5 separate regions of the Homo sapiens genome follow, and all the other regions are linked to region 4. A link is a loop called in an ENCODE intact Hi-C map of the cell type or tissue named here. Cell type or tissue: dorsolateral prefrontal cortex. All regions are shown on one strand. Links, peaks and the distances in the headings refer to the core of each region. The heading gives the core; the rest is flanking DNA.

Region 1 (6,464 bases), core at 552-5,551, 190 kb after region 4:
AATGGGAATAATAACTTCATCTCCCCTGCATGGTGGTTCTGAGAATCAGACAGATGCATGCAGAGCGACCAGCACACGGCTGGACCTGAAGAAATGTTCATTTCCTTCTCCATCCATCCTCTACTCTTGCCAAATGATGAAGGTCGACACTGGATGCCCATTCATTCCATTGTTTCTAGCTCTCAACCAAAACACGGTGAGATGCATAAGAATATCTGAAGAGAAGAGATGAGCCTGATGTAGCATTTTGCTTTATTTATTTAGTGACACTGGCCCACTGCATTGGTGAAGAGGAGAAAAAAACTAAGTACTTTCTACAAATACGCTCTAGGTTGCAATCTCATCTGAGCTCGTAACTGAAAAAAGCATGGCTCTCAGGAGAAGCACTTTTTGAGAAATCACATGCTTTCGGCTCTGGGTTCCATGTGTCATTTACACGGGTCCATTTTCCAGCTTTGCTAGAGACAAGGGTCGCTTGCAGTTCAACCTGACCATTGGTAATGTGGCTGGGGCAGAAAAGTGGGACCCTGGTGGAGACCTTTCTGCCCCTTCCTGAGCAGCGTGTCTGCCGAGAGAATGAGACCATCATGGATCGAAAGGGACACATATCCTATTGGTGCCAACAACAGAGGGGGAACTAAGCATGTCTGGCTAGAGATCTGGGGTAGGAATGTGTGGATTCAACAACTAAATACACCTTTCATGAAGCGATCATTAGTCTGAGGGTCTCCTAAAGCTAAGTGAAATTATTTATGTGTTAGGGCTTAGTGAACTCATCTAACCGAACTGCTTCAACATGAAGCAACAGAAATCCAACTTGCAGTGCAGTTGCAAGCTACTTCTTCAATTCCAGCAGCACTGTAATTGTCATTCTTAAATGATATTAGCATTGTCTCTGCTGCATTATTTTGTTTCCTTCCCCAGTCTGACTGATCTACTACCCTGCTATGTATGTACTAGCTATTGAATACATACATGCCGAGTGAACAGATGAATCTACTGCAGACTGCTGTTGAGAGCTGCCACTCTTGGTGTCAGTTTAGAGTCTGAAAATGTGGAAGGCTGACTACTGAAATGATTTTCTTATAAGCACGAGTCAGAAGCAGAGGGAGAACTCAGACCTTGATCTTTGTGACTTAGCTATAGGGCCTCACAATTGGATGAGATTTTAAATAGGAATCCTATAAGTGACAAAGTATTGTGGCTTAGCTAGAAATGGCTTGGCATCTGAATTATTTATTTACTTATTTTTTGAGATAGGATCTGGTTCTGTTGGCCAGGCTGGAGTGCAGTGGCGCAATCTCGGCTCTGTGCAACCTCTGCCTCCCAGGCTCAAGTCGTCTTCCCACGTCAGCCTCCTGAGTAGCTGGGACTCCAGGTGTATTCTACCACATCCAGCTAAATTTTGTATTTTTTTTTTTTTTTATAGAAGGGGGCTCACTATGTTGGCCAGGCTGGTCTTGAACTCCTGAGCTCAAAGGATCCACCCCGCTCGGCCTCCCAAAGTGCTGGGATTACAGGCATGAGCCACTGCACCCAGCCAGCATCTGAATTAATCTAATTGTTCTGTAGGAAAAACCATCAGTTCTCCATCAATTTTTTTCTTTTTTTTTTTTTGAGACGGAGTCCCGCTCTTTAGCCCAGGCCGGATTGCAGTGGCACAATCTTGGCTCACTGCAAGCTCCGCCCTCCCAGGTTCACGCCATTCTCCTGCCTCAGCCTCCCGAGTAGCTGGGACTACAGGCGCCCGCCACCGCGCCCGGCTAATTTTTTGTATTTTTAGTAGAGACGGGGTTTCACCGTGTTAGCCAAGATGGTCTCGATCTCCTGACCTTGTGATCCGCCCGCCTCGGCCTCCCAAAGTGCTGGGATTACAGGCGTGAGCCACGGTCGTGCCCAGCCTCTCCATCAATTTTTAAACTGCAAATAAAGCAGAAATGTTTTCATCACTATCTAAATACCAGTATCTGGCATTAAGCTCTCAGGCAGCAAGCCTGAGAGAACAAGTTCTGAGACGTGCTGGCTCTTTTCCAGATGGCCTTGGAATGCCAGCTTCAGGACCCCCAGGTCTCGACCAGCTGGCCTTCCTGGAGCACCCAGACCTGCTGAATGGATGTCCCATGGCTACTCCTGCCCGAGGCTGTTCAGTTCTGTGATTATTCATGGCCCAAAATTCTGTGCCAAGAACCCACCAGGCCAGGTTCACACACCTGCCGCTCTGGTGCCATCAGGATGGCGGCTGCTGCCACCGCGGCTGGCTGGTGCCCATTTCCTCACCTGTTTCCTACCTCATTCCTTCAGGGGAAGAGGGAAGTCTGCCTTTCCTTCATTAGCTTTTCCAGGCATCTGCCCATCAGAGGGCGCAGCTGCCAAGAGTTAGACAACAATGCATCTTGTTTCAACAGCACCCTTCAAAACTCGGGGACTCACACACGGCTGCCAATTCCTCGACCGCTCATTCAGGCAAGTGTAGTGACCAGAAGTTAATAAGGGAAATAACACCGTGCTTCTGCCAGGAACACGGCATTATGCTTGGCCGAGTTGGCAAATAAAGGGAGGAAAACAGTTTTAGAAACACAAAAGCTGTCCTCCGGGATAGGAGGCAAAATGAGCAGCCAAGGCCAATGGCAGTGAGTGTCTGCACCACTCAACGGAAAAGCAGGATGGACAAGGGTCAGGGAGCCTGGCTTCGGGTCCTGCTCTGCCACGACCAGCTGTGCAAGCTTGGGCAGGTTACTTTCTCTGCGCCTTCTGCTTTTCCTAAGGCTGGAATGAGATGATCCTTATTTTCCCCTTGTGAATGCCAACCTAAAAGCCATGCATGAGAGGCTGAATCTCATTCAGCCAGGACTTGATATATCCATCACTGGCTCTGGACCTTGGTTTCGTGATTCAACCATGTTGCTATTTTCTGCCCTGTACTGAAGGCACTAATTTTGAATGACTGAAATGTGGGAATGACATGTTTGGCAGATTGTACCTCCCAAAGATGGCTGCATTAAAACCTCCCGTCCTATGCGCTCCTTGTAACGTGAACTTGCCACGTCTCATCAAGAAGTGGAGTCTGACAACTCTGAACAACAGAATACGGTGGAAGTGACATGCTGCCATTGCCAAGAAGAGCCTTTCCTCACCTGGTGGCTTCACCTTCCTGCTTCTTAGAAGCTGGACACCAGGTAAAAAGTACAACTGCCTACCCAGAGACCACACCATGAGAAGACCAAGCCACATGGAGAGGCCCTGGAGGACGTGAGGAGGAGCACTGAGCCAGGAAGCAGGTTGGAGAAGAAGCCATCTTTGAAGAGGATCCTCCAGCTCCGGCCGCCCCCATGTGGATCAGGCAGGAACTGCACCGCCAAACCCTCCCCAGACTCTGGAACCCACTAAATCCTGAGCAAAATAAATAATTGTTTTAAGCTACGAAGTTTTGGTGCAGTTTGCTACATAGCACGCAGGAACAGATAACAGAAACAATGTTATCCACAGTATTGGGCAAATACAGATGGACCTCATCTTAACAGATCTGTTCCTAAAAGCATTTGCTGAAAATGAACACAAATTTACATATCAAATCATTTTCAAAGCTTCCACACTTACATTTTTTGAAAAGTATGGTGGCGGGGGGAGAGGGAATCACTAACTCCAGTGACAATTCAAATATACTTATTAGCTAAGGTATCGTCTCCTTCTGGGAAACCACCCGAGCCACCCCTTTCAACCAGCCATGGAATATGCCCCCGGAACAACCCCCATTCGTGACTCAGTAGCTCAGCTCCTGGTACAGTGCATTGAATTTGCTTGTTTCTTCTCCATTACTTGAAGGCAGGGGCCATATCCATTCCTTCTGGTAGTAGGAACAGTATAATGGCGAATGCATAAAGAATGCTTATTATGTGCTAAGGACTGTTCCAAGACCTTTACATGTATATTTATAGTGTTTATAGTATGTCAATTCAATGTTTATAACAGCCATGTGAGGTTGGCTCCATCATTACCCTCATTTTGCAGATGAAGAAACTGAGGCACAGAGGGGGTAGGTAACTTGCCCAAGGTCATCCAGCTGGTAAGCAGCAGAGCCTGGCTTTAAACCCGGGCAGTCTGGGTCCAGAGTCCATGCTCTTAACCACACCATACATTAAGTATGTATGCTCCTTTCGCACTTAGCATTCAATAAACGTCTCTGACTCAATGAATGAATCAACAGTGCAAATCAAACCCAAACTTCCACACAGATCAGGATTTCTGAAAGAAACCTGTACCACGTGAATAAAAATCAATTATAAGAACTACATGCAGCTGTAACATCCCATATAAATGCTAAGTAATGACAATGAATTTGCTACACAGACCAGAAATAAATCTGAATGAGAAAAGGTACTTCCCTACTACTTCCTGCTTATCTATTAGTGCTAATCTAGTCAGTAGCTGCTAATATAATTACTTCATGAAAATCTATGCTAATAGGAACCAAGGGAGGGCACAGATAAATAAAGCTCACAGATGAATATTGGAATCTCATGTCCATTCGCCATTCAGTTCAGAAAGCTCCGTCAAACCTACTACCCGATGGTTTGTTTCATCTCCTTCCTCTTCCTCTCCATCTGAGGTAAGTTATAACAAAAGAGTAAGGAGGCACACAAAGCTTTCACAAAATCCAGTGCCAATAAAAAAAGTTCCTGAGCAGCTGCGAACTGGTTGCAAATGGCCATAAAAGAACTAGAAGATACTGCATAGAAAGACTATGTCTACTTCGCTGCAGAAGCTGCACAAAATTGGTGCCTTCTTTTTATCATGTTTCCAACTGTATAATGTTATTACTCTGTGTTGTTTGTAGACTGGCAGTATTGGTATCACCTGCAAACTTAACAGAAATGCAATTTCATGTCCCACCCCAGAGCAAATGAATCAGAATTTGCCCACAGGTACAGTAACGTGTGAAAAGCACCGCAAAGGATTGGACCACAAGTCTGGATGAGGGTGAGAAGGAGTCTGTCCTCAAGCACTGACCTTCCAATTCCTTCACCCATTCCCACCTCCAACAACTCTGCTACTCCAATCCCAAATTGCCAAAATGATTTTTTTTTTTTTGAGATGGAGTCTTGCTCTGTTGCCCAGGCTGGCATGCGGTGGCGCGATCTTGGTTCACTGCAACCTCTGCCTCCGCCTGCCAGGGTCAAGCAATTCTCCTGCCTCAGCCTCCCAAGCAGCTGGGATGACAGGCATGTGCCACCACGCCCAGCTAATTTTTGTGTCTTTAGTAGGTACAAGAGTTCCGTCATGTTGGCCAGGCTAGTCTCGAAATCTTGACCTCAGGTGATCCGCCACGCCTGGCCCCAAAATGATCTTAAAGCTGAGAGAAGCGATAACTGGGAACAGGTGGGCGTGACACTTTCCTGGCCTTTGGAATCAAATGCATCTGTGTTTGAGTCCCTGTTCCATTAGTTACTAGCTGTGTGATAAATTGACGTCTTCTAAGCATCGGTTTCTTATCTACAATATGGAAACATAACTATAATGCCTTGTTTTTGCAGGAAAATTGCACGTAAGTGCCTGGCAGAGGGGAGGGCACACACACAGTGAGTGTTCAGGAAAGAAGAGCCAGCCCTGGTTCATGGCGCTCTCTCTTTCCTTCTCCAGACTTAAATACAGATCAGACTATTTCATCTCCAGATGCCACAGATCAGGGCTACTACATTTCATTTGAAATCTGAAATTTTCTCAGAACCTGAAATGACTTCTAATTTGATGACACATTCATTTGAAAGATGAGGACGCTGAAACCCAGAAAATTTAATCTCTGGGGCAGCACAATCTTCCTTACCCGTTTCCTTAATTATGTGTTTCAAAGAACAAGGTTCTAAAAACAGTACCAAAAACCTCTCCTGACAAATATATTGAAAATGACGTGTTATACACTGAGACAGAGACAGCAGGATGGAGCGGTCAGAGGCCCAGAAGACCCATCTTCAAATGCCATCTCCACCAAGAACTAGTTGTTATCACAAATAACTCTATGACTCATTTTTCTCACCTCTAAAATAAAGGCCCATTAGATGGGCTCTAATGTTACTTCCAAGCAAAAGAAATTCTGATTCCAGATGAAATGTTGCCCCTCTTTTTTTTAGAGACAGGGTCTCACTCTGTCACCCAGGCTGAAGTGCAGTGGCCGATCATGGCTCACTGTAGCCTCGACCTCCTTGGGCTCGAGTGATCTTCCCACCTCAGCCTCCCGAGTAGCTGGGACTACAGACGCATGCCACCACGTTAGGCTAATATTTGCATTTTTTGTAGAGACAGGGTTTCACCATGTTGCCCAGGCTGGTCTCGAACTCCTGGGCTCAAGAGATCTGCCTGCCTGAGCCTCCCTAGGTGCTGGGATTACTTAAAGCATGAGCCACCGCGCCCAGCCCCTCTTCTTTAAAGATGTAATTTTCAATATTGTCCACCAGGTGGCAGAACATCTC
Region 2 (6,464 bases), core at 371-5,370, 110 kb after region 4:
GATAGGAACTAGCGAACACCTGAAAATGTCCTCCCCATTGACTCTGATGGGACTGGCTGTTATTTTACATGAAGGAGCTCACATCCACATGCACAGCCCTCATCCTCCAGAACTTTCCACCACCTGCCCCCGCCAGGGTCTCCTCAAAGTGATTTAAAAAGTCAGTGAAACCTGCAAATTCTCCTAATCACACTCTCTGGAAGACCAGCCCTGCAGGTGTCACCGCCCACTCTATGCTGTCTCTCCCTCTTAACCACTGGACTATGACAGCAGCACATCACAGGGGAAAACAGCCACCAGCAGAGGGCAGTCACAACACCAGTGTGGCAGGAAATACCAGCTGAGGACTCATCACTTCCAGCTCCCAACCAGGCAGGGAGGTTACATGACACCAACTCCGACACAAAGAGGAGATCTGCCTTCGTGTCTCTCCGCTTTGCCCAGCAGGAACCACCATCATTCATTCAAGGAGAATTATCTCCAAATTCCCTTATTCCATCAAAAGTGGAGTTTTTATTAAGTGGTAGAGCTATGGAATCATGGAGCTTAAAGTCCCCAATCAATCAAACGGGCAGGCGGACATGCAGAGCATTGGAAAAACACAACTGAGGTCAAAATCTCTTGTTTCATAGGTATGTCTTTTCTGTGGTTCTATCCTTCTTGTGGTGGAGAGGGAGGACCATATATTTTGGCTAATAATTGACACTGAAACTGAATCAGTGCTTCTGGCTAGGCTAGTAGCCTAGTGCCAACCCTTACCAATCAAATTCTAGAGAATATGTAATATAAGCACTAATATTATTTATTTATTTATTTATTTATTTAGAGACAGAGTATCCCTCTGTCACCCTGGCTGGAATGCAGTGGTGCCATCTTGGCTCACCGCAACCACTGCCTCCCAGGTTCAAGTGGTTCTCCTGCCTAGGCCTCCCAAGTAGCTGTGATTACAGGTGCCCACCACCACGCCTAGCTAATTTTTTGTATTCTTAGTAGAAATGAGATTTTGCCATGTTGGCCAGGCTGGTCTTGAACTCCTGACCTCGAGTGATCCACCTACCTCGGCCTCCCAAAGTGTTAGGATTACAGGCGTGAGCCACCACGCCCGGCCATGATATTAATTTTTCCAGAAGCATGAAAAGCCTCCTTCTACAACATGGCACATAACCTATTTCCATCACATTCACTCCCTGCCACACTGATGAGATTTTTCTCAGTCGTTAGTGAGTGACCACATTGGTGTTAGACTTAATCACTCAGCCCATCACCTTCCACAACCAGGGTCAAACACAGTAGAGAATGAGGAACGCAGATGCAATTCCAGACTCTGTTTTAAATGCTGGTGATAAGAGGCGAAACAAAACAAAACAAAACAAAAGTTCTGCCTTTCAAAGACAAGGATGGTTGTGAGGATGGCAATGCGACATGAAGAAAGCAAGTGAGCTTTGCCAGACACGTTAAGACACCACGAAGGGGGGAGAAGTGAAAATCGGCCGGTTACCTCTCTCTGAATCCGGGAAGGCGTGAGGGAACAGAGCAGAAACAACACGTTAGCATTCACACGGCATCCCGCCAATAACACAGCCCCGTTAACAGCGAGTCTGAGCACTGACAGCTCATCTAATTTCCCAACTCTGCAGCAATTAATAGGCTTTCCGTGCTTATTTTAGGTCAACTGTATCACCCAGAAGTGTGTATTTTGAGCCACATTATGATGAAGCCAAGAGATGCCAGCTGAATTTACAGAGGCAACATATCAACTGGGGGAGGTAATCAAGCTTAAAATATCACAGTCAAATACAGGAAACTGTTTGCAGTAAACACTGGCAGAGGACGTGTCTTCATTTTCCAGTTCCACCTGCTCCCAATAAAAAACATACAGAAACAACGGCATGGACATAGCCTTACCTGTTTTACCGACATTCCTGACACTCTATTAACAGAGCCACATCACTGGAATCCAGGCACTTTTCCTGAGATGCATCCTTACAGGGCAACAGGGAGGGAGGGAGGCAGCACAGGTCAAGGGCGGGTGGGAAGTGGGAGAGACAGGAGATGACAGCTCAATGGGGGAGAGATCAGAGACGTCCCAGGAAAGAGAGGAATGGAACGGAGAGAGGAACACAGTGCAAGTCTGGTTGGGGCCACACTCTTGGAGTTCCCTCCCTGAGCTACCCAGAGCTGTCCTGAGCTGCCTGGGACCCTAATGAAGTCACTTAATCCCCTGACCCATGGTGCTCACACCATTCCTTTCTGGCATTGTCACAGCCGATTTGCATGCACCGTACACAGAGCAACTAGACCGAAGAGCATGGAGCACTGGATAGATAACGAGGAGGAAAGGAAGAAACCCAATGTTTACAGAAACCCGTTCTCTCGGGCACTCTATGGCCAGGGTCATGGAGCGGCCAGCAGGGCCCTGCAGGGATGGAGCTAAAATCATGGCATGAAACGCCAAGTGCACCAGACAGTGAACCACAAAGTCATTAAGTGGAAAGGAAGAGCTGCTCACCCTGAGGCGGAACAATGACCATGGCACACTAGTAAGTGGAGCAAAAACAAAGCCAAGCTGTTTTTATAAAACAAGCATGGTCTTATAAAAACAACAAAATGTTTGCATGTGTATTTTAATATATACACAGTAAAAAACTTGGAATATAATACCCGAACTGTCAACTGTAATATGGAAAGAGGATTATGGAGGATTTTACTTTATCTCTTTGAAAATTATACAATAAGCACATTTGACTTTTGTGATAAAATATGCAAATATCTACCTCAGTACTGAAGGAAAGCCATTGTGATCAGCATGCCCCAGGGCAGTTAACAGGACTAATATTAATGATTACAGTAACACCAGCCACCAATTACCCTTTATTGAGCTCTGTTTGGCCCCTAACAGTAACTGGACAAGGTCAGTATTACTGTTCTGACAGATGAGGAAACAAGTTCAGAGAGGCTAAGACACTTGGCCAAGGTCACACAGCTACTACATGGGGAAGAGAGTTTGACAGTAGGCTGCAGGACTCGAATTCTAGTCTTAGATGCACCCATGATGGGTACTCCACCCTTCTACACAGTCCTGCAGAGCCCCCTAATGGTTTGTCTCCTAAATGGCAAACACAGTCCCTAGGCACAGGTATTCAAGGTAGGGCCAAAGGGTTTGGCCAAGAACCTAGGGTTTTAGAGGAACAGGGAACATTCCTCTCTTTTGGTGAACTTTTGTAGGGAAAGAGGTGGCTAAAAATTCCTAAGAGGATCTTTGGGCTGAAGAGGCAGACACAGCTGTGCTCAAATCCAGATGGGTAGCCACATTCCTTCAAGTACACTGCTTACCTTCTCTTTATTTACCCAACATAGATTTCCAGGGCCCCTCTGTGTGCCAGGCACACTGTGTTACATGGTATGCCCCACAAAACCTGTTTCCTCATCATTGAAGAGGGGATAAGGACACCTGCTCATGCTCATAATGCTCAGGGGCATTATAAGCATGAAGTTAAATGGGACGACACGTGTATGGGAGTGCTGGGCATGTAACAAAGCTGCAATAACCTGCAACGTTAACAGCTATTATCACTGTGTCATCCAATAGCTTCATCTCTTCGGCTGGGTTGTGCTGGGCAGCATTTGAGATGGACTGTCTCCCACGGAAGGACAGTCACCTGGGGGAGTGGCAGGGGCCCTCTGCTCAGGTTTGCTGGACCCCAGCTGATACAGGATGCTGGAGAGTCACCCCTTGGCTCAGGTCCCTCTGTGCTACTCGGTTCCACCTATCAAAGCCAGGCTTGGGTAGCAATTTACAAGATCAGCAAAGGACCCAGAGACCTGGATGCTGGTCCCAGTCTGAATCCACAGCTGGGTAACATTATGCAAGTCACACAACCTCCCTAATTCTTGGGTTCCTAATCTCAGAATGGATGTGCTAGGAACTTCTTAGTGCTCAGATTTTTATCAGAAAAGGATATGTTAGTGCTTTGACTTGCTTTTAATTACACCAAATGTTTTCAATTTCTTATTTTTAATAAAAAGCCTATCTGTAGTGTGTGACAAAAACTTTAAAAATCTAACAATCTGAGAATACAACCTGTTTCTTTTGTGTATAATTATTATTGTAGTCTTGGATATTTTAAATCAGATCCACTGCTAGTGATTCACTTAAAAACATACCATCAAGATGTAGCTACTGTGTTTTTCCCTGAAAGCAGACTTGGAAAAAATGCTACTGCAAACTTTTAACACAGTTAATTCATTTGGAGTTAATAAACACTGCTTGATTTAAGTATCAAAGTGAAAACCAGCCATAAATAAGACACCGCAGAGTGATATTTGAAATGTCATTCAGAAACCCAGAAGAGTCACAGACAGTGCCAGCAGCTCCACCAATTCAGCACCTTGTAAATTTGCTGGGAAGAAAACATCAGTCCAAAGCTGGGCTTCTGCACAAGACAAACCAGTCTGAGAGTGGAGAAGGCTAAATTTAGTGCCAGGCGTAAGTCTACTCCCTTCTCGCTGTACAAGATGCCAGTGGGAAGAATTAAACCCCAAGATTAATTCCACATGAGCCGCACATCCCAAGGCTGCCTGATCAGCATGCTCTCCGTGGCTGTTCCTTGGGAAAATAAATGCCGGAGTAATTGGCAATGTTTTCATTAATATAAGCCTGAAATAACAGAAGTACCTGGCATGTGTAACTGGAATCCAAATGAAAAGGAAATTCCTCAAAAAAAAAAAAAAAAAAAAAAAAAAACCAGCACACCAGAATGACAATGTCTATTCCAGCTTTTTGGAAGAGGACGCCATCTCCTGTTCCCTGGCACAGCCACCTACTTCTCATGCTGCGCACAACTGTCCACTTTTCACAAACTGAGCACGCGAGGCAAGGACTTGCCAGTAGACTTCTCACTCCATTTTTGCAGAAGTCTCTGTTGCATGCTTCTTTTTGATGTTTGTCTTTCATCACTGGCCATCTCTCTAGCCTTTTGAGCACACATCACACCATTATCCACAGGACAATGAAGTAAACACTGCAAAACTTTACATCATGAAAATTCTTGCACCAGCTCCTGAGTCTGACAGTTTATTTTTTCCCTCCAGCTTCAGGGGTGGGTAGGTGGGTGTGGGTGGGTGGGTGGGTGGGTGTGAGTGGGGTGTGTGTGTGTGTGTGTGTGTGTGTGTGTGTCATTTATCAGCTGTCTGCCCTTGGTCAGGGCCCTTAGCCTCTTTGTTTTTCAGTTTCTTCATCTGTGAAATGGGAATCATAGAGGCCTTCAGGTCCTGAGAGTGCCATAAAATTCCATTATTTAATCCATATAAAGCTCCTACAGGATGGCGGCTTGAGTATGGCCTTACAGTGCAGGCCAGGCCAATCACTATGTGAGAGAGGGAAGGGGAGCTCCACGAGGAGAAAGGAAAGGTTCCTGACCTGTTTTGGATCAAGGCCCTCGGATGAAAACACTCCAAAAAAAAAAAAAAAAAAAAAAGTGCACAGACTCACAATTTTATACACAATTTTGGAAGGGGGCAGAGCTGGAACAGTTCAGTGATTCTTGAAACTCAATCCCAGGTCCCTTTAGAATCTACATGCCGCAGGTGAAAGGCCTCTGAACTGAAATGAATACTGAATTTATGCAAATTTACCATCTGATTTCTGGCTGATATTTAGAGAATTCATCTCAGGGAAAGGTTCTATCCTTCCCAGGATCAACCGGTGACATGAACAACCGTCTCTGACCAAGTGTGCCTTCCTTTCCAAAGCAAGCTCCCCTCCCACCTCACTGTCCTGCCCAGCAGCGCCATGATGGGAAAGTTAGACTTCCAGCACTTAGAAGTGTAAAGCCAGGAGTTAAAGTGGTTGAGGTTATTGAAATTCAAGGCACATTATTCTAAACAAAGGACTTTCTCATGCCATTGGAGGGAAGACACAATAGTTACCAGCCTGCTTACTAATGAGGAGGAGGGAAAAAGGATATTTAAAAGCAACCAGGAAACGAGTATTTTTAAAAGTCCATCTTTGAAGACTTTAAGCAAGAATTAACGAGCTTCAGCTTTCATCTGTGCTATATCACAGATTAAAAAAAAAACAAAAAACCAAATGCAAAAATCTTGCATCTCTGAATATCTGAGAGAAGAATACACACACAAATTATAGTTAGTTATTAAGTGAGAGATAATTTACACCATGTTCCAGTTTCAACTTTAAAGTTTAGGGTATAATGAAAGGATAACGTTATATAAATTCTACCTGAACTGTGAAACCATGGGTTAGCTTCCTTTCTGAAAGCCAAGATGGTAAAACAAAAATAAAAAATACCAGGTCAGGCATGGTGGCTCACACTTGTAATCCCAGCACTTTGGGAGGTTGAGGCAGGTGGATTACTTGAGGCCAGGAGTTCAAGACCAGCCTGCCAACATGACGAAACCCTGTCTCTACTAAAAATACAAAAATTAGCCAGGCATGGTGGCGCACA
Region 3 (6,464 bases), core at 1,115-6,114, 99 kb after region 4:
GGTCTTGGTGTCCGCTCGTAGTGGTGTCTTCCCTCACGTGGTGGCCAGTGGCCCTCCCCACACTGTCCAGCGCACGCCCATCTACTCAGCCTAGCCCAGCTCAACGGTCCGCCTGGTCCTCTGGCCCCAGGACCCTGCTTGTATCAAAATGCCCACGGTATTTACATTCTGTGCTACAAAGAAGAGGTCGTTATATCATACCTTTTTGTAGTTACTGTTACAGGTGTCACCTGTGTCTGTCCTCTAAGAGACAGCAGCAGCCAGAAGGGCCAGGCATTGAGATTCTGGCCACCCACATTCGAGTCTCAGCCCTGCTTCCACTTAGCTATACAACCCTGGGCATGGAATTTCACCTCATCTTTAAGTGAAGGGGTTGAAAAACATGATTTCCAAGTCCCTCCCCGGCTCTGACATTCTCTGATAGAAGCCTCCAAGATCCATCAGCCTCTCCATGGTGGCTGGCAGGCCCCAGCGTGCAACATCCCAAGGTTACCGACACGGCGGATGAACAGGTCCTGGTCAATAAGCAATGGATTATTCCTATCGAACTTCGGCTTTGTGCCCTCTGTGCCTCAGTTCTTTCATAGGCAGCCTTTTAGGCTTAACTTTAAAAAATTATGATTATTAATCTTCATTTTCCTCTGGCGCAGAGCAAGGTGACTGATGCCTTAAGGGCAACCATCTGGAACCCACAGCTTCCCCAGGGAGAAACTCAGCAGCCTCAGGCTTTTTTGGGAGGAATTCTCACTTTTTTTTTTTTACAGCCTTATCTTTTGTTGTTTCCTCCAAGGTAGAGGCTAATAGATTAGGGAGGCAGCAATCTGTCAGTCCATGACGGTGGGTGAGTCCGGTAACTAACCCTCCAGAGGTTTCATCACTTCCCAGGATAAAACAGGTGTCTTCTCCTCACTGTAGAGGTCAAGAGATTTGTGCATTTCCCATTTCACTCTCATGTAACATATCCCAAGTCCCTAAATATGGAGATCTGTAAGAGGCAGTGAGGCCTTTCTTTCAGGCCTAGAGCACAGACCAGTGGAGCGACTTCATCTATGGACAATGAAACATACAAGCGATCGAATTTCATTGATTTAAGACGAAATCCAAGCATCACTTGCCTGTGTGAAAAGCCTGCCTTTTTGGCACCTGACTTCTGAAAAGGGCTGCTGCGGGAGAGTCATGATCCCTCCCCACATCCCAGGAACCTGTGGCTATGTTCCCTTACATGCCAACAGGGGCTTGGCGGATGTGATCAACAAAGGATCCTGAGATGGGGATGTTACTCTGGACTATCTAGGTGGGCCCCGCAAATTCACAAGGGAAGGCGGGAGGCACTTTCTTCCTAAGGGAAAGAACAGGAGGCAGGGGCCAAGGAATGCAGGCAGCCTCAAGAAGCTGGAAAAGGCAAGAAAACGGATTCTCCCCGAGAGCCCCTGGAAGAAACACAGCCCAGCCAACACTGGGATTTGACATTTCTGACCACCAGAAACAGAAAAGAATCAAGTGGCGTGGCGTTAGGCCACTCGGTTTGTGGCCATTTGTTACAGCAACAATAGGAAATGAATGCAACTGCCGTTTGGATTTTATGGTGTGGTATTAAAGACTGATATTTTTTAAAATATTCAATTCATTAAAGTCCGGGCGCGGTGGCTCATGCCTGTAATCCCAGCACTTTGGGAGGCCAAGGTGGCAGATCATGAGGTCAGGAGATCGAGACCATCCTGGCTAACACGTGAAACCCCGTCTCTACTAAAAATACAAAAACTTAGCCGGGCGTGGTGGCGGGCGCCTGTAGTCCCAGCTACTCAGGAGGCTGAGGCAGGAGAATCGCTTGAACCCGGGAGGTGGAGGTTGCAGTGAGCCGAGATCGCGCCACTGCACTCCAGCCTGGGTGAGAGAGCAAGATTCCGTCTAAAAAAAAAAAAAAAAAAATTCAATTCACTTCTACAAGCACCTTCTAGCTGATATTATGTATCAGGAACCAGTGAGGCAAATTCAAACAGATAAGGTTCCAGCCTTGCAAGCCCGTCTAATGTTACAGACGGGCAATGAGGTTTGAGCTGCTTCTTTAAGTGTAAGAAGGACCTCATCACAGTAAGAAGGCAGCAGACAGCTCAAAGAACATTGAAACAGGTATGAGCAAAGGCAGGGAGGTCAGAAGGCCCCCCAGTTGTTTGCGAGAACTCCCAGCTGCCCTATGCATATGCCCCAGGCACTGTGGTGAGGCTCAGGTGCCGCTGCAGGGGTGCTGTGCGGGAGTCTGTACTCAGTTTGCACAGTGCCTTGTGTCTTGCCAGGACTGGCCCTTACTCCGAGCCATCCCAGTCTTGCAATATTACAGGTGACCCCATGTGATTTGTTTGGTGGGAGAAAGCCGGCCAAGGGAAGGGGACTGCTGGGGGCCACTGCGGTGGTCCAGCGCAGGGGGATGAGCAAAGTGCAGGCTAAATCAGCATCTGCGAGAACAGGGCAGAGGAGACAGATGGAAGAGGTGTTGGAAGGATAGCTGGCAGGAGTGGCAGATGTGTGAGAGACGTGGATGAGGGAGGCGATTAAGAATAACTCTGGGGTCCCTGCTAGGACAGCTAAGCACCCCATCACTGGAGTGGGGGAGGGAAGGAGGGCTGGTTTGGTGCAAGAAGTTGATGAGCTCCAGGGTGGACAAGACGTGTGGGGTGCTTGTGCTTGAGGAGCACCAGGTGACGAGGCCCACCAAGCAGGTGGGTGCTGGGACCCTGCACTGAGGCCTGCGGTCTGGGCAGGAGACATGGATCTGGGAGGTGGGTGAAGTCGGGGGAGCAGGTGAGAGTGTGGAGCATGAAAAGACAAAGCTGGCCGGGCGCGGTGGCTCATGCCTGTAATCCCAGCATTTTGGGAGGCCAAGGCGGGTGGATCTCTTCAGGTCAGGAGTTCAAGACCAGCCTAGCCAACATGGCAAAACACCATCTCTACTAAAAATACAAAAATTAGGCGGGTGCGGTAGTGTGCACCTGTAATCCCAGCTACTTGGGAGGCTGAGGTGTGAGAATCACTTGAACTCAGGAGATGGAGGTTGCAGTAGGCTGAGATTCCACCACTGCACTCCTGCCTAGGCAAACACAGCAAGACTCCATCTCAAAAACAAACAAACAAACAAACAAACAAAAAACATGTCAAACCAAGGCCTGGCGACTGGGGAAGAAAGACATTTAGAGGCCTTGTTTGAGGCAGGAGGTCCAATGAGAAGGTGGGAAAAAAATTGCTGGGGAAGAGGGCAGGAGAAGCCCAGGAGAGGCTGGTCCCAAAGATATCAAAGAAAGGGGGTTGAGGGAAAGGGGTAGAGAGCTTTCCAGAACAGTGGGAGACAGGCCAGGTGGTCTCAGCCACAGGGAGGTCTGCAGTGACCTTGGCCTCCTGGACCCTTACCTGGGAGAAGGAGTTTGGGGCCCAGCCTGAGGAGTACAGGAGTTAAAAGAACAGAGTTCATCCATCTCTCTCCTTTCTGTTTTTTACTCTTCTCCTTCTGGAACTTTCCAAACACACATAAAAATTGAGAAGATAGTAAACAAACTCTATATCCCATCAGCTGGCTTCCACAGTGATCAAAATGTCACCCATTAGTTTTTTACACAGCTGGGTTTTTCCCCAATCCCAGTGTCATGATGCTAAAGGCCACTGTGGTCATACGTAAGAGCAACAGGGTAGGTCCTTGATTTTCTTGTATTCTGAGGGGGAGAAGAAATTGCTTTGTAGTAAACACACCTCCACACTCAGAGTGTTCCTGACAGACTGTGCAAACCTAAACTGGTGCGATCAGCTCAGGCCGAGCATGTGGGCTGGGGAGGAAAGAGTGTGTCGGGTGCCACATGGCCATCAGGCGTCAGGCAGCCAAGCAGGCAGGGCCCGTAGCCAGCTCTGTTGCTGCATGGGACACGGGGGCTGGCTGGTCCACTGCAGGCACCTTTGAGGAGCCTTCAGGTTGGGAGCCCTTGAGGGCTATCCTTCCGTTAGCACTTCCGGCTTCCAGAGCACCAGGAGGGTCCCATCTCAGACAGGCTGGGAGCCATACTCATTAACCGGGCGCCTCACACAGCCACGCAGGGTCCAGGCTTCAGCATCTCGTCTGTAAAACCACACAGCTGGCCCAAAAGATCTCCAAGGGCCAGAAAGAACATCACTCCCAGTTTTTCCAACAGCTTCTAGATTCCCAGGAACCTGTGGTTATCTGAAATTCTACCACCTGTGATCATCAGACACGATCTGTCTGACACTTGGCAGCAAGACCCGTTTCTGCTCTCTGCTCCAGCTCATGCCATACCCTAGCCATTTACAAGGCTAGGCCAGGAGCCATCTGCTGCCCATACATGGAGTCTCACTCCATTTAACGCCTGCAGTCATGAGAATCATTGCGTTTTCTTTTATAAGCCAGGAAGTGGAAGGGTTATAGCTATAGTTTCTTGTGTCTCTTCTTTAAATGGTGACAGAAGCTAGTACCAGGAATCAAGTACCTGTTGCCACCTGCTTACTGAGCCCTGGTGTTTCCAACTCTTTTCATTCCTGTCTTTTTGGCTGTCTTCCTCAGTAATTACTCTCCCAGAGGACCAAGATAGAGTTTTGCTGGAGAAAAATGACAGTGTTAATACATCTTATCTGACAGCCTCAAATTTCTTAATTAAAAAAATATAAAGGACCAAAGATTGCTTTTATATATTCTCAGTTATATAGCATTCTAATCACTCAATAGGGGCTTAATCCATCTTTATGGAATGAATAAATGATTCTTTATTCAAGTGGGCATTATTATTATTATTATTATTATTATTATTATTATTATTATTTTGAGACAGATTCTCGCTCTGTCACCCAGGCTGGAGTGCAGTGGCATGATCTCGGCTCACTGCAACCTCCACCTCCTGGGTTCAAGTGATTCTCATGCCTTGGCTTCTTGAGTAGCTGGGATTACAGGTGTGCACCACCACACATGGCTAATTTTTTTTTTTTTTTTTTTTTTTTGAGACGGAGTCTCGCTCTGTCGCCCTGGCTGGAGTGCAGTGGTGTGATCTCGACTCACTGCAACCTCCGCCTCCCGGGTTCAAGCAATTCTCCTGCCTCAGCCTCCTGAGTAGTTGGGACTACAGGCACGTGCCACCACACTTGGCTAATTTTTAGTATTTTTAGTAGAGATGGGGTTTCACCAAGTTAGCCAGTATGGTCTCGATCTCCTGACCTCGTGATCCGCCTGCCTCGGCCTCTCAAAGTGCTGGGATTACAGGCGTGAGCCACGCGCCTTGCCAATTTTTGTATTTTTAGTGGAGATGGAGTTTCACCACATTGGGCAGGCTGGTCTAGAACTCCTGGACTCAAGTGATCCGCCCACCTCAGCCTCCCAAAGTGCTGGGATTACAGGCGTGAGCCACCATGCCTGGCAAAAGCAGGCTCTATTTTAAAAAATAGCCAGAACTACTTATTCTCTCCCTAAATCTCTCCTGTGCAACTCTCGTAGTGTAAGTGGAATTTGCTTATGTGTTTACCTCTCTTCCAAAAGGCATCTACAGACCTCTTAGCTGTGACTCAGGCTAACTTTTCAAAGTCCCTTTCACAGCAGCACCAGCAGGTGGTACCTAGAGTATTTCCATGATAGGACATCTCGTTTCTTTAATAAATCAGCCTGTTCTGTTGGTGGAAAGCTCCAGTGAATAATATATATATGTCTTCTTAAAACATTTTTATATACTATTTTTCACTTTATTATTTTGAGACAGGGTCTCACTCTGTCGGCCAGGCTGGAGTGCAGTGGTGCAATCAAAGCTCATTGTAGCCTCGACCTCCTAGACTCAAGCGATCCTCCCGTCTCAGCCTCCCAAGTAGCTGGGACTACAGGCATGTGCCACCACACCTGGCTCAAAATATATTTTTTCTAAATGATGAACGCAACCTTGCCTCCCTGTAACTTCTGCTTGTAGGATCTAGTTTTGCTTTCTGGAGTGGCACAGAACAAGTTGACCTTGTCAGCTGCACCAGAGCCCATGTAACTGGCAGGAACTCACCTGTCCTTTTCTGTTAAGAGTCACATTACACTCAATCTCTCACCAATTCTCTGTTGTTGGGATTCCTTACCAAGTATCCACAATTTGATAACATCTTTCACATCAATCACAGTTGCTCAGGTCAAATACATGGCATGTTTTATTGAGGGAATTTGTGAAGGCTGGCACATGATAGGCATTCAATAAATGGTAGGTACCATATTATAAATGAGGAAAAAGAAGTCAAACAAAAAGCCTACTTTGAAATACTGTCTCCTTATCCATGAGGGATTTTTCTTTTTTCTTTTTTTTTTTTGAGGTGGAGTCTCGCTCTGTTGCCCAGGCTGGAGTGCAGTGGTGCCATCTCGGCTCACTGCAACCTCTGCCTCCCAGGTTCAAGAAATTCTCCTGCCTCAGCCTCCCGAGTAGCTGGGATTACAAGCGTGTGACACCATGCCTGGC
Region 4 (6,464 bases), core at 746-5,745:
ATGGAAGGCGTTTCTTGTTTCAGTAGTATTAAGTACCTATTTCATGTTGGACAGAGAAAAAGTTGAGTGAACTAAGTCCTCTGCCCTAAGGAGCTCATTATCCAATAACAGGGGAGAACAATATGTCATTAAATAATTTAAATAAAATCCAGATGTAATTAAGTTTTATTGAGCATTTAGTAAGAGCCAGATGCTTTCTGAGAAAAAAAAAAAAAAAAGCAGCCCCTGACATCTAAGGACTGGCCTAAAATTTATAGGTAGGCCTGAGTGGGAGCAGAAGCTGGCCGGGAGCTCACAGCTAGGACAAGTTATTCTCCTGCTGCGTGTAAACAATCTCACAGAACACTGACACCAGTCAAGTCACTCTGAGATCATGAGGAAGTGCGACAAAACAAGACCACTTCATAATTTTGTCTAAGCACAGACAAAAATGAGGTCACTGTGCAACCCCTAAAACACGAATAGCTCTTCTTTCAGCTAATATGAGCCTCTAGTGATTCTTTACCTTTAGAATTTTAGCCTTGCTCTAGTCTACTGTCCCTATAAACGTTGAGATGCCCAGTCATAGACTTTCCCTGCATTCTGACAGCATTCAATCCAGAGTGAACCCCTACTTCCTTGGATCCTTCCACAGACCACCCAACCGCAGCCCGAATCCAATAGTAGGTCTGATACCCTCTTACTGAGAAGCCCCACAGTTCCCCATGGTGTGTGTTCTCCCTTGCTGCAATGAGTAATAAACCCAATTCGTTCCACTACTGCTGTGCTCCTGGTGGGCTCTGGCTGGAGGGCACTGTCATCTCAAGTACATCATTTAATTTCATCCTCATAACGTGAGCATAAGCCTGAATTTATAGATGACGATAAGGCTCCTAAAGGTTAATTTAATTCAGAATTACAGGCAGAAAGAGACAAAGCTGGGATTTGAACACTGAGCTTTGAATGTTTCTCACTACCTTGAATGACTGAAGACAGAGAGCAAGATAGAGAAGAAAAAAGATGTCCAAAAAGAGACAAAAAGATGTTTTTCCTCACCCACTTTAACTGCCACTTTCAAGGAGCAACATCTCCATCTTGTGATATTTTATGATACGGGTTTTAAATAATTGAATTTTATAACTGTAGGAGATCGTTCAGACACAACTGAAATTTAAGAGAATACTTAAAAAAATTTGCTCCATAGGCAAAATAAAATTAAGCCATTACATTAAAAACCACAGCTATGAGGAAAGAAAGGTCTCTTATTGTCATCTGTCTTACTTTTTCTTTTCTGAGGGACAACCCTCCTGCATCCTTCCACTTTACAATAATGTCCTTCCCCAAGATGGCTGAGTACATACATCTCAAGTACGATGCGTGCCTCTGCATCAAGGAACTTTTGGGTATCTGAAGGTTAGGAATGGGAGACTTTTCACTGAATATCCTTTTGTATTAAAAAAAACTTAGGAGTATGTGAATATATTACTAATTCAAACACAAAACTAATTTTTTTTATTTTAAAATTTATTTATTTATTTATTTTGAGACAGAGTCTCACTCTGTCGCCCAAGCTGGAGAGCAGTGGCGCCACTGGGCTCACTGCAACCCTTGCCTCCCAGGTTCAAGTGATTCTTGTGCCTCAGCCTCCTAAGTAGCTAGGATTACAGGCGCCCTCCACCACATCCGGCTAATTTTTGTATTTTTAGTGGAGACGGGGGTTTCACTGTGTTGGTCAGGATGGTCTCGAACTCCTGACCTCAAGTGATCCACCCGCCTCAGCCTCCTAAAGTGCTGGGATTACAGGTGTGAGCCACCATGCCTGGTCAATTTTTATTTATTAATTTTTTCAGTCAGAGCAAGATAGCTTGATAATAAATTGACATTTTTAGGGTCAAATATAAAATATGCATGTGTCTGCCTTTTATTTTACTTTTTTAAAGAAGTAGACTCTATAACTAAGGTACTACCAGAACACAGTTATCTTCTGGTTTTTCATTTATCTGTTGTAATTGACCCAGATTGCTTAAACATGAGAATGTAGCAGCAAAAAAGAAATACACAGGCTAGGAAGCAGAGCTCAATTAAGAATAGAGAAAGCAGAAGAAAAAGAGAATAGACAAGGAGTCAGATGTAGGGTTCAATGGGAAAGGCAAGCAGTTCAAACTGGAGCAGTGTGAATAGAACCATATGAGTTGAGCAATCCTAAATAATCATGCTATCCAGATTTCAAGAAAACCTTTTTCTGAGTCACTTGGAAACATATAATTCTAAATTTAAAACCAGGTAGGAGCCAGGTTCTACGGCTCACGCCTGCAATCCCAGCACTTTGGGAGGCTGAAGTGGGCAGATCACTTGAGCTCAGGAGTTCAAGAACAACCTGGACAACATAGCGAAACCCCATCTCTACCAAAAAAATACAAAAATTAGCCAGGCATGGTGGCGTATGCCTGTAGTCCCAGTTACTTGGGAGGCTGAGTTGGAAGGATCACTTGAGCCTGGGAGGCAGAGGTTGCAGTGAGCTGAGATCATGCCACTGCACTCCAGCCTGGGTGACAGAACCGGACCCTGTCTCAAAAAAAATAAAAAATGAAACAGGGTAGCATTGGCATATGGAGTAAATACTGAACTGTATTGGCATGCTTATGCTAAAAAATTATTTGTTGTTTATCTAAAATTCAGATTTAACTGGGCATCCTATAAATTATCTGGCAACCCTAACTGTACATGCAATAAAAAAAAAATAAACAACTTACCAATTTGCCAGCAGATGGCTCCCCAAATCTAGTTTAGAATGAAACAGTGCATCCAAACATAGTGAGAAGTCATTATTGTTTCAGGGCTTTTGTTTTGAGTGTTTGTTTGATTGGCCTGGTCTGGTTGGATTCATTTTTTGCCAGGGGTGGGGGGAAGGGGCAGTGATAATTTTTATTTAGTTATATAAAAATATTAAATATCTTCTACCATCATTTCATACGATTCTTCATGATCCTTAACTTTAATGTTAAAATGAAAAAGAAATCACAATTTAATTTTCTATATTTTTTCTTTTATATTTGCTCAAGCATTTAAATACCAAGGCAACATGTATAATTTCAGTATAAGGTGACTCTGACATTTCGCGAAGGAATTCCATGCCCATTAGATTATGTATGCTGAGCATCAGGTTAGGGATCTTTATAAAAACTATACCTTTGCCTCTTTCATGCAGTCCGATTTGCTACAATATTTTAGCATTGAGGCATGAGCTTTGTTTTGACTCCAAAGCACACACCCAACACTCCCAATGAAATAATTGATTCAGTGGAATTTTTAGATCTGCCACAATTTTACCAACCCTTTGCTAATGCCAGAATACCTCCAAAAACAATCAAGCTTAGGCTCCGGTGAAAAACTCAGGAACCACCGTCAAGAAACATATAATAATTAAGTTGCATTTCCCACATTTCTATTAATACATAACGTACAACTCAATTTTGGATTTTTAAAAACTGTTGTCGTATACTATTCATTCTTAGTTCCACACTGGTTTAATAGAATCCTTCAAAGAATGTGCTGAGAAACCATGATTATTCTATAATAATGGCTTTCCTGCATTGCAAACGAATTAGGCTAGAATGTTCTCATACAATGTGAAGGGCACTATTTTAATGTGGCATTCACAAAAAGAGTGTATATGTCATATTAGAAGTGGTCTCCATCCTCCAATGCTCTGTGCCCCAGGAGGGTGCCCTGAATGGAATGCATCAAAGGGCTCCCTTGCTCTCAGACTGTGGGTTGGAATCAGCCAATCGTAGATATTGCAGCAGATGGGGAGAGCAGGAAAAGTGAGATCAGAAATATGTTTCTCCAGCTCACTCTCTACTGGTGAGTTGCCATGGGTTGGATGCAAACTTCTACTGAAGGCTATAGGTTCTATCAGGTGATCTTTTCTTTTCTTTTTCTTTTCTTTTTTTTTTTTTTTTTTGGAGACAAGAGTCTCGCTCTATCGCCCGGGCTGGAGTGGTGCAAGGGCACCATCTTGGCTCACTGCAACCTCTGCCTCCCAGGTTCAAGCGATTCCCCTGCCTCAGCCTCTTGAGTAGCTGGGATTACAGTCACGTGCCACCACGCCCAGCTAATTTCTGTATTTTTAGTAAAGATGGGGTTTTGTCTTGTTGGCCAGGCTGGTCTCAAACTCCTGGCCTCAGGTGATCCACCTGCCTCGACCTCCCAAAGGGATTACAGGCGTGAGCCACCACACCTGGCCTATCAGGTGACTTTTTCTAAATAGACCTTTCCTGCTCCCTTCTCCCAAATCTGGGGTAGAGGTTCTGTTTGCTCCATTGGGCCCTTTAGGCACCAGTATCACTATACTGCACTATAATTTTCTGCCCACCCCGTTGCATCTGTAAGTATCCACAAGACTAGGAACTGTGTCTTATTTTTGTCTTACTGATAGTAGATGTTCAGTAAATCTTCACTTAATCTGATAGAAGTTTTCATAATACAAATTTAAATAATCTTTTTAAATCTCTAAAAAAACTTTTAATAATAAAAAGAGTATTTCTCTAACTCTTTTTCACATAAACAAGGGCAAAATCCTGCTGGGTCTTAAAAAATTAAGAAATCTTAAATGAGTCACTGAAAAGCCTGGTTTAATATTCTTCTCTTAATAAATATTTATTGATTTATTTATATAGAGAGATGGGGTCTCACTTTATTGCCCAGGCTAGCCTTGAACTCCTCAGCTCAAGCAATCCTCCCAGCTCAGCCTCCCAAGTAGCTGGGACTATAGGTGTGCCACTGCACCCAGCATTATAATAATTTTTTAAAAGGATTCAAAATTTTAAAGTGATTTTAAAACATAGATGAAAAGGGCTTATATTTTATATTTAATATACACTTTATAATCTTTTAGAATATTATAATATCTTATGAACTTTTTTCTTGCATATGAGATCAATGTTATATTTTTAAAGAGCTAATCATGATATCATCTGAATTTATGGGAACGATACTTAATAGGCATTATGTTATATAGAGAAAAGTATGTTTACTTAAGAGAGATCTGATCCATTCTTACAAAGCTTTGGAACACTTACAATAAATAATTTGTAATAGAGTTCATAATAGTGGAGACATTATGAACAGGTGGTATCTATTAACAGAATGTGAATTACAGATTTGGCATTTATCTAGTTTATCTAGGTAATCTAGTTATCAGCAATGCAAAATGGTTGATCTAGATAATCCAATGACAATGAAAAAATTCATTTTAAGCCTTAGATTATTTGAACCAACAATAGATACTGATCAAATTAACTAGAAAAATGACCAAAGTTAATTTTATTATGAATATATAAATATAGCCCTAAGGTAAGAACAGAACCACTTAGCATTTTATAGTGTTTAACCCTTCAGTTTCCTTGAAACTTTCACAGGAATTTTACTTCAGCATGAAGTTCAAACATATACTCTTAATTTTTTTCAAAACTCCTTTTAACAATCTCTTCTCCTACTTTAGAAAATTAAATATATTTATCCTTTTTTGGTAAGTAAATATTGCAATTTATATTTGGGTTTCACCACATTAGAATTCCTTCCTCTGAAAACATTCATTTCAAGATAGTTGGGCTAATAAATTTGTGAAAAAATTATTGGCAAAACGAAGTAGAAAAAAGGGGATTAAGTGAAGTCATGCATTATAGTGCTTCATTTACATATGAATAGAAATGTCAGTGATTAATAATAAATTTTATCTTAGTCTTTGAAAATAAGATTTCTTTTTTCTTTCTTTCTTTTTTTTGAGACAGGATCTGGCTCTGTTACCCAGGCTGCAGTGCAATGGTGCAATCTCTGCTCACTGCAATCTCCATCTCCCAGGCTCAAACCATCCTCCCACCTCAGCCTCCCGAATAGCTGGGACTACAGGCATGCACCACCACACCTGGCTAATTTTTTTGTATTTTTAGTAGAGTTGGGGTTTTGCCATGTTGCTCATGTTGGTCTCAAACTCATGAGTTCAAAGCAATCCACCCATCTTGGTCTCCAAAAGTGCTGGGATTACAGGTGTAAGCCAACATGCCTGGCCTGAAAATAAGATATTTCTGATAGAACTAAGATTTCCTTTAGTGAAAATTTGATACAAACAATACAAATAGTTGGTTTAATACTTATTTAAACAATATGTCTAACATACATATCTACGTATATATGTTGATATATGAATGTGTATATATACACACACACACACACAGTTTATCAGTCTGTGTGCTTGTACATATATATATGTATATACAGACATTATGAATAGATAGAAAGATAGATCCATTATCTATCCATCTATCTGTGTGTGTATATGTGTATGTATATGTATATATATACACATACACACATATATCTATAGATCGATCGATCAATCGATCAATAGCTAGGTAGATAGATTGATTCTAGGCATATAGGAAAATTTCTGATCAATCATATGCTGACTACTAGGCTAAGTGAGA
Region 5 (6,464 bases), core at 750-5,749, 160 kb after region 4:
TGTCAAAGGGGAAAAAAAAAACTCACCAAAATATCAAAGACAAAACAGCCCGTTTAAGCAAACAGTGCGCTGATCCTCACGTCCCAGAGGAGAAGTGTGACCACCTCAGCAGCCACTCTGCTGATGGTGCACAAGGTGCCTTTCACAAAGAAACCAAAAAGAGAAGGCAGTCCCCGTGACAATCACAGAAGCTACTCAGGAGTCTGAATCTTGGGGAAAGGTTCTGCACATGTATACACACTGCAGGGAACCAGCCCGATGGTGAAGAGGAGGTCCCGGGTGCCAGAGCTGGCTGTGGCCAATTCAGAGCTAGCCAGGTCTTGCCTGGCCTGCCTGCCCCTCCGCAGCTCTGCTCCCTCAGTCTCAGACCAAAGTGTGTTTCTCCAGGTGGATGTGTTGGATATTCCACAGAAGCACTCCACCAAACGTGCTGCTTTATGAAAACGCACAATTGTGCCAGTCTGATCCCTAAGTGCCCAGGCCCTGCTCTCCAGAAAGTGCTGTGCAGCCCACTAACCTCTCTCCCATGTCGGTTCCCAACCCAGGCCCTAGTCAGTAAAATCACAGTGTCCCAGCTGACTCCCCTGGCCTGCCATTCCAACCTTGTCTCCTACCACCTCTATTCAAATGTCAAAAGTATTATCTCAGTGAGTCCTCACCCCAACCCTTTGAGGTTGATACTAAGTTACTGTACCCATGTTATACATGAGGAAACTGGGTTCAGCACAAAGCTGGTGAGTGGTAGATCCAGGATTCAAACCTGGGCAGTTTGGCTTCTGGGCTCCTACACTTAACCACTTTGCTATATGCCTCTGAGATTTTTGTTGGGGGACAATGTCAGATGGTGTTAGGATGATAAACAAGGCTGGATAAACAGCCGGTGACCTCAATACAGTTCTTTTTTTTTTTTTGAGACAGGGTCTTGCTCTGTCACCCCGGCTGGAGTGCAATGGCATGATCTCAGCTCACTGCAACCTCCACCTTCTGGGTTCAAGTGATCCTTCTGCCTCAGCCTCCCAAGTAGCTGGGATTACAGGTGTACACCACCGTGCCCGGCTAATGTTTGTATTTTGGTAGAGATGGGGTTTCACCATGTTGGCCAGGCTGGCCTTGAATTGCTGACCTCAAGTGATTGGCCTGCCTTGGCCTCCAAAGTGCTGGGATTACAGGCGTAAGCCACCGCACCCAGAACTCAATACAGTTCTGAGCGTATGTGGATCAAGAGTAGGAACAGCCTGCATTCTAATCTCAGCTCTCTGATGTACTGTGGGACCTTGGACAAGTCATTTACTAAGTCCCAATTTTGCTCGTTTGTAAAAATGGGAGCAATAATAATAATTACTTCAGAGGGTTTTCATGAGGAGAAAATAATATAAGTAGTGAACTTAGAAAATAAAAAACACTTGAACATTTGTTGAATGAATGAGCAAATAAATACAGTGTCATGTAACTCTTAACTGAATAATCAAGAAGGAAAAATGAGAGATTTGTATTAGGGTGACCACATGTCCCAATTTTCCCCTCAATAGTTCTGGGGTATCCCTGTCATTCTGGCAAAATTATTCAGAGCAGCTCCTTTTACTCTCAAAAAGTGTCCTGGGTTAGACAATAAATCATATGATCACCTCAGTCAAAATTCTGGTGAATTCGGCTTCTGGCATGGAAACTGGGGCTTGGACAGGGTACTGTGGAAATGGGGTTCAAGACCCACAGAAGCTGCCACCAGGAGAGCATCTTAGTGACCCTGGCTGGAGTGAGCCCTAAGACAGCAATGTTACTGTGAGATAATACTCTTCAAACCAGAAGTCAGAAATGCGTTTTCCCACTGTCTCCAGCTGTCTACTATAAAATCCTACAACCTAGGACTGCTCAAAAGAATTCAGTAACAACAAAGAAGGTAAAAAAGAATACTGGCTGTTTTCTCTCCTTGGAATCCAAGATGACAAATATTTTGATCTAACAGCTCACTGAACACCCAGAGTATCATTCTTAGCTAAAATATGCAAATCACCCGACCTCACCCCAGCACATTAATAATACTGTTTTTGCCGGGTGGGCAAACAGGCTCATGCCTGTAATCCCAGCACTTTTGGAGGCTAAGGCAGGCGGATCACTTCAGGCCAGGAGTTCGAGACGAGCCTGGCCAACATGGTGAAACCCCGTTTCTACTAAAAATACAAAAATTAGCCAGGTGTGGTGGCACATGCCTGTAATCCCAGCTACTCGGGAGGCCGAGGCAAGAGAATCGTGGCAAAAGAATCGTTTGAACCCGGGAGGCGGAGGCTGCAGTGAGCCGAGATCGCGCCACTGCACTCTAGCCTAGGCGACAAGAGCAAAACTCCGTCTCAAAAAAAAAAAAAATTGTTTTGTCATACTGATGAATATAAGCCTGACATATTACTATAGTGAGTTTATTTAAAATCATTTTTCTTGGGTAACCCTGCTCTTGTTTTAATTTAGTTTCTCATCTGAAGAGTTTCACCCCATTCCATGTGGCTTAAGTGAGAGGAAACAGGTGTAAGCGGGACTAGGCAGCTCCGCCCGAGGGGCCAGCTTGGCTTCTTCCCAAAGAAGGGAGCAGAAACGAGCAACCTGCAATGTTTGGTGCTGCCCCCGTGTGGCCAGGAAGGTTCATAACCACCACCACTTTCCCTTAAACCCAGGAAGGGATGCCGGGCGTAATCAGTTCTGGGAATAAATGCTCATCTTGGAGCATGGGAAGAGCTCAAAGTATTTAATCAAGTCATCTGCCACTTAAAAAAAAAAGTTAACAAAAAAAAATCAACATATACACTTTGACTTATGCCCATTCTTCAATAGTTCTTAACCAAAAGGGCAAAAGAGTAATGGTTCAGGGTAGAACCGTGTCATCAGAGGAGTCTGGATTCAAGTCACGATTTTGCTACTTTCTGGCTGGTGACTTTGAGTTAAGTCACTTCAGGTCTCTAAGTCTCAGTCTCTTCATCTGTAAAATAATAATGCCACCTATACTTTACAGCATGTGCGAGGCCCAAAGAAGATAATGCTGGTAAAATGCTTAGCATCATGCCTGGCAGACAGTCAAAACTTCGCAAATGTTTATTATTATTTTTTGTTTGTTTATTATTTTTGAGATGGAGTCTCACTCTGTTGCCCAGGCTGGAGTGCAGTGGCGTGGCGTCAGCTCACTGCAACCTCCGTCTCCCAGGTTCAAACGATTCTCCTGCCTCAGCCTCCCGAGTAGCTGGGATTACAGGCATGCGCCACCACGCCTCGCTAATTTTTTGTCTTTTTAGTAGAGACGGGGTTTCACCATGTTGGCCAGGCTGGTCTCAAACTCCTGACCTCAGGTGATCCACCCACCTTGGCCTCCCAAAGTGCTGGGATTATAGGCATTTGCCACAGCATCCGGCTTTTATTATTATTATTGATAAACTTTTACTCTTTTCTATTAGTGGATTTTAAGGATTTCTCTAGTTTAACAGATTTCAGCCAAAGCCAGCACGTGGAGATGTACTGTAGACCACGATACATACGAATATATGATCTGGAGGGCTTTCTTAAAACACACAACAGGCCGGGCATGGTGGCTCATGCTTGTAATCCCAGCACTTTGGGAGGCCAAGGTGGGCGGACCACTTGAGGTCAACAGAGTGAGACTCCATCTCAAAAAAAAAAGAAAGAAAAAAGAAACACACACACACTCACACACACACACACACACACACACAGAACACTGGGCCCCTTCCCCAGAGTTTCTGATTCAGTAGGTCTGGGTAGGACCCAAGAATCTATATCTCTAACAAGCTCTCAGATGATGCTGAAGTTGTGATCTGGGAGCCACACCTTGAGAACCACTGCTATAGACAGATGGCTCCTTTCTTTACCCTAAGTTATGTGGTTCCTCAGACTGAAAGTAAAATCTAGGTTCAAATCCCAGGGCTGCCTCTTACCATTTTTGACCTTGGGTGAGTTAGTTAACCTGTCTGTGTCTCAATGTCCTCGTTATAAAATGTGGGTACTAAAAATAACTTGTCTCACAACAAATGTTGTCAGGATTAACTGGGCTAAATTCGAGTTTGCTGCTGCTTCTGTTATTGTTGTTAGTTACTATGGGCATTTAAGGGATCTGGGTCATGGCTGACCCAGAAGGGACACAGCTTTTGACCTGGGCCCCCTTCTCTCCCATTTGTTCTCTTTTCTTCCACAGTGGAATTGAGTCATCCTATCTTAGTTGGAACACTCATCTTGTGTGCAGCTTCTATCTCTGAGTTTTATAATACAGCCATCTACCTGCAGAGGACCTCTCCCTAAAACATGTGTCGTGGAGCAGAACACAGAGCAAAGCCTGGGTATCTATGACCAGATGGTCTTGGGTTCGAATTATATTCCAATCAGTGGATGCTCAGCCTCCAGGCATCTAAGGTTACTCAGTTGAACAGTGATAAGGAAATGAAGAAGGGCAAGTGGCTGGGACATTGTAGGCCCTCAGCAAATATGGACTTCGTTCTCTCTGGTTCCGCAAGATACTATTATTTCAATTTTTGTTTTCCTGTCTTCCATTTCTCTTTTCTCCTGCTGAATTTCTAGGTTTCTGTCCTTTTCCTTTCTCTGGGCTTTAATGCAAGCAGCAAAATGAGAGCATGCTGTCAGAAAACTGGGGGATCTCCTTCAGGGACCAGGTGGGGCAGGGGATGCAGTGAGGGGTGAGACCAGGGGCCAGGAGCCAGTGAGCCGTGGGATACAGGCCTTGCCTGTAACCAGGAAAGTCAGCCTCGGGGTACAGGACCAAAGAAGACAGTGGTAAAATGAGCTCATGTCCATGAAGGAGCATATCCGACACCCAGGGCACAGCTGCTGCTCTGTGACTGTTGAGAGACAGTGACCAAAAGGTAAATGGTACCAGAACATATAACAACGTTAAGTTACAGATGTTAGAAAACGAAAAGAGTTCACATCAAAAAGCTAAAATGTGGCCCGACACTACAAATGTAATCCTAATTAACAGTCATCTATGGGAATCATTTACCACTCAAGCCTAATTATCCTGCAGCACAATAACAACTGTGTATTCGCGATGATAACATTTCCTGAGTGCCTGTTAGGTCCTGGAGGACTACAGAGATGAGTGCCTATTCTTCCCTGTAGATACACCTGAGTTACCTGAGAGTATCTGAGAGTAGATAAGTTCGTGCTCTTGAGAAGCTTGTGACAGAGCAGACACATAGCAGCAATCTATAGCACGGACCATGAATGAAGGATACACTGAGGCACAAACATGGGTTGGGAGCTCACGGAAGGAGGTTTTTTTTTTTTTTTTTTTAAGATGGAGTCTCACTCTGCTGCCCAGGCTGGAGTGCAGTGGCACTGTCTTGGCTCACTGTAACCTCTGCCTCCTGGGTTCAAGCAATTCTCCTGCCTCAGCATCCCAAGTAGCTGGGATTACAGGCGCAGACCACCACGCTCACCTAATTTTCTGTATTTTTAGTAGAGACAGGGTTTCACCATGTTGGCCAGGCTGGTCTCCAACTCCTGACCTCAAGTGATTCGCCCATCTGGGCCTCCCAAAGTGCTAGGATTACAGGTGTGAGTCACTGAGCCCGGGCTTTTTTTTTTTTTTTTTTAATTCAGAGTTAGTGATGGACAGTTTCTTAAAAACATGAAATTGAGCTGAGCCTTACAGGACAGATTAATTCATTCATTCAACAAATATTTATGACACCTACCATGTGCTAGGCACCAGAGACTTATTATCAATGGGACAAACAGACCAAACACTCTGCCCTAGGTAGTATTTCAAAAAACTGGAAGGGCATATTCGTTTGGCTGCCACATCCAAGGTCACACAGCTCTGTGGACATGGATCAAGAAGAGTAAGGTGCAACTATGGGAGAAGGGGCCCAGCACAGTGTGGCTTGGGGCCCAGATGTTGAAGCCACTAACTCTGGGATGAAATCTCAGGTCGGCCACTTATTAGCAGTGTGACCCAGGTTACTCAATCTTGGTGAGCCTCAGTTTCCTCATCTGTTGCCATGAGGATAACAGGATGGACCTCATAGGGTCCTGGCATGATGAAATGGGATGACTTAGATTAAGAATCTTGCAAAGGGCCTGGCCCAAAGGAAATAGGTGAGAAAAGGTGGCCACTATTTTCTCAAGGTCTCTGATCCCCCAATCCTGACATATCATAGCCAGCTATGCCAATCTAGTTTTGTTTTTACAATTAATGACTGAGCATCAATAAAGATACCCCTAGGTGGTGGGGGACAGGGAGAGATGCAGAGCCTGGTGGGGGTGGGGGGTGCTCTGTCCTCTTCAGAAGGGCAGGCTGACTCATCAGCTGACTTCAGGGTTTTTTTTGTTGTTGTTTTTTGTTTTTGAGACTGAGTCTCGCTGTCTGCCAGGCTGGAGTGCACTGGCACGATCTCGGCTCACTGCAACCTCCGCCTCCCAGGCTCAAGCGATTCTTGTGCCTCAGCCTCCTG

Evidence for each region. Peaks named below come from ENCODE experiments on the same cell type or tissue, not always from the same donor. Only the 100,000 strongest peaks of a DNase experiment are listed, where the experiment ranks them.
Region 1: a loop joins it to region 4, with 7 times the contacts of the local background. A loop is called at or near these places in 18 of 110 quality-filtered maps.
Region 2: it touches region 4 in a loop (14-fold over the local background); 26 of 110 quality-filtered maps call a loop at or near these places.
Region 3: a loop joins it to region 4, with 4 times the contacts of the local background. A loop is called at or near these places in 26 of 110 quality-filtered maps.
Region 5: it touches region 4 in a loop (7-fold over the local background); 74 of 110 quality-filtered maps call a loop at or near these places.

Annotation. Positions count from the first base shown.
Region 1 is chr4:40,921,376-40,927,839 of GRCh38, forward strand. The region is part of intron 10 of APBB2 (amyloid beta precursor protein binding family B member 2); the gene reads right to left. Among named protein-coding and RNA genes, the nearest start is that of NSUN7, 170 kb to the left of the region's middle. RefSeq lists a silencer at 2,457-2,751. In dorsolateral prefrontal cortex, for the core only: CTCF peaks have their summits at 2,366 (motif pointing right) and 3,333 (motif pointing left); DNase peaks (open chromatin) are centred at 2,426 and 3,326; H3K27ac peaks cover 728 bases.
Region 2 is chr4:40,840,872-40,847,335 of GRCh38, forward strand. All of the region lies in intron 12 of APBB2 (amyloid beta precursor protein binding family B member 2), which reads right to left. Among named protein-coding and RNA genes, the nearest start is that of NSUN7, 94 kb to the left of the region's middle. RefSeq lists an enhancer at 79-580. In dorsolateral prefrontal cortex, for the core only: CTCF peaks have their summits at 497, 3,076 and 4,812; DNase peaks (open chromatin) are centred at 1,538 and 4,830; H3K4me3 peaks cover 1,134 bases; H3K27ac peaks cover 2,327 bases.
Region 3 is chr4:40,833,365-40,839,828 of GRCh38, forward strand. All of the region lies in intron 12 of APBB2 (amyloid beta precursor protein binding family B member 2), which reads right to left. Among named protein-coding and RNA genes, the nearest start is that of NSUN7, 87 kb to the left of the region's middle. RefSeq lists an enhancer at 2,408-2,977. In dorsolateral prefrontal cortex, for the core only: no CTCF peak of the experiment used is centred there; a DNase peak (open chromatin) is centred at 3,877; H3K4me3 peaks cover 524 bases; H3K27ac peaks cover 653 bases.
Region 4 is chr4:40,734,347-40,740,810 of GRCh38, forward strand. No RefSeq gene overlaps it. Among named protein-coding and RNA genes, the nearest start is that of NSUN7, 12 kb to the right of the region's middle. In dorsolateral prefrontal cortex, for the core only: CTCF peaks have their summits at 2,753 (motif pointing right) and 2,953; no DNase peak of the experiment used is centred there.
Region 5 is chr4:40,895,172-40,901,635 of GRCh38, forward strand. The region is part of intron 10 of APBB2 (amyloid beta precursor protein binding family B member 2); the gene reads right to left. Among named protein-coding and RNA genes, the nearest start is that of NSUN7, 150 kb to the left of the region's middle. RefSeq lists enhancers at 2,215-2,715, 2,421-2,715. In dorsolateral prefrontal cortex, for the core only: CTCF peaks have their summits at 2,630 (motif pointing left) and 2,840; a DNase peak (open chromatin) is centred at 2,590; H3K27ac peaks cover 380 bases.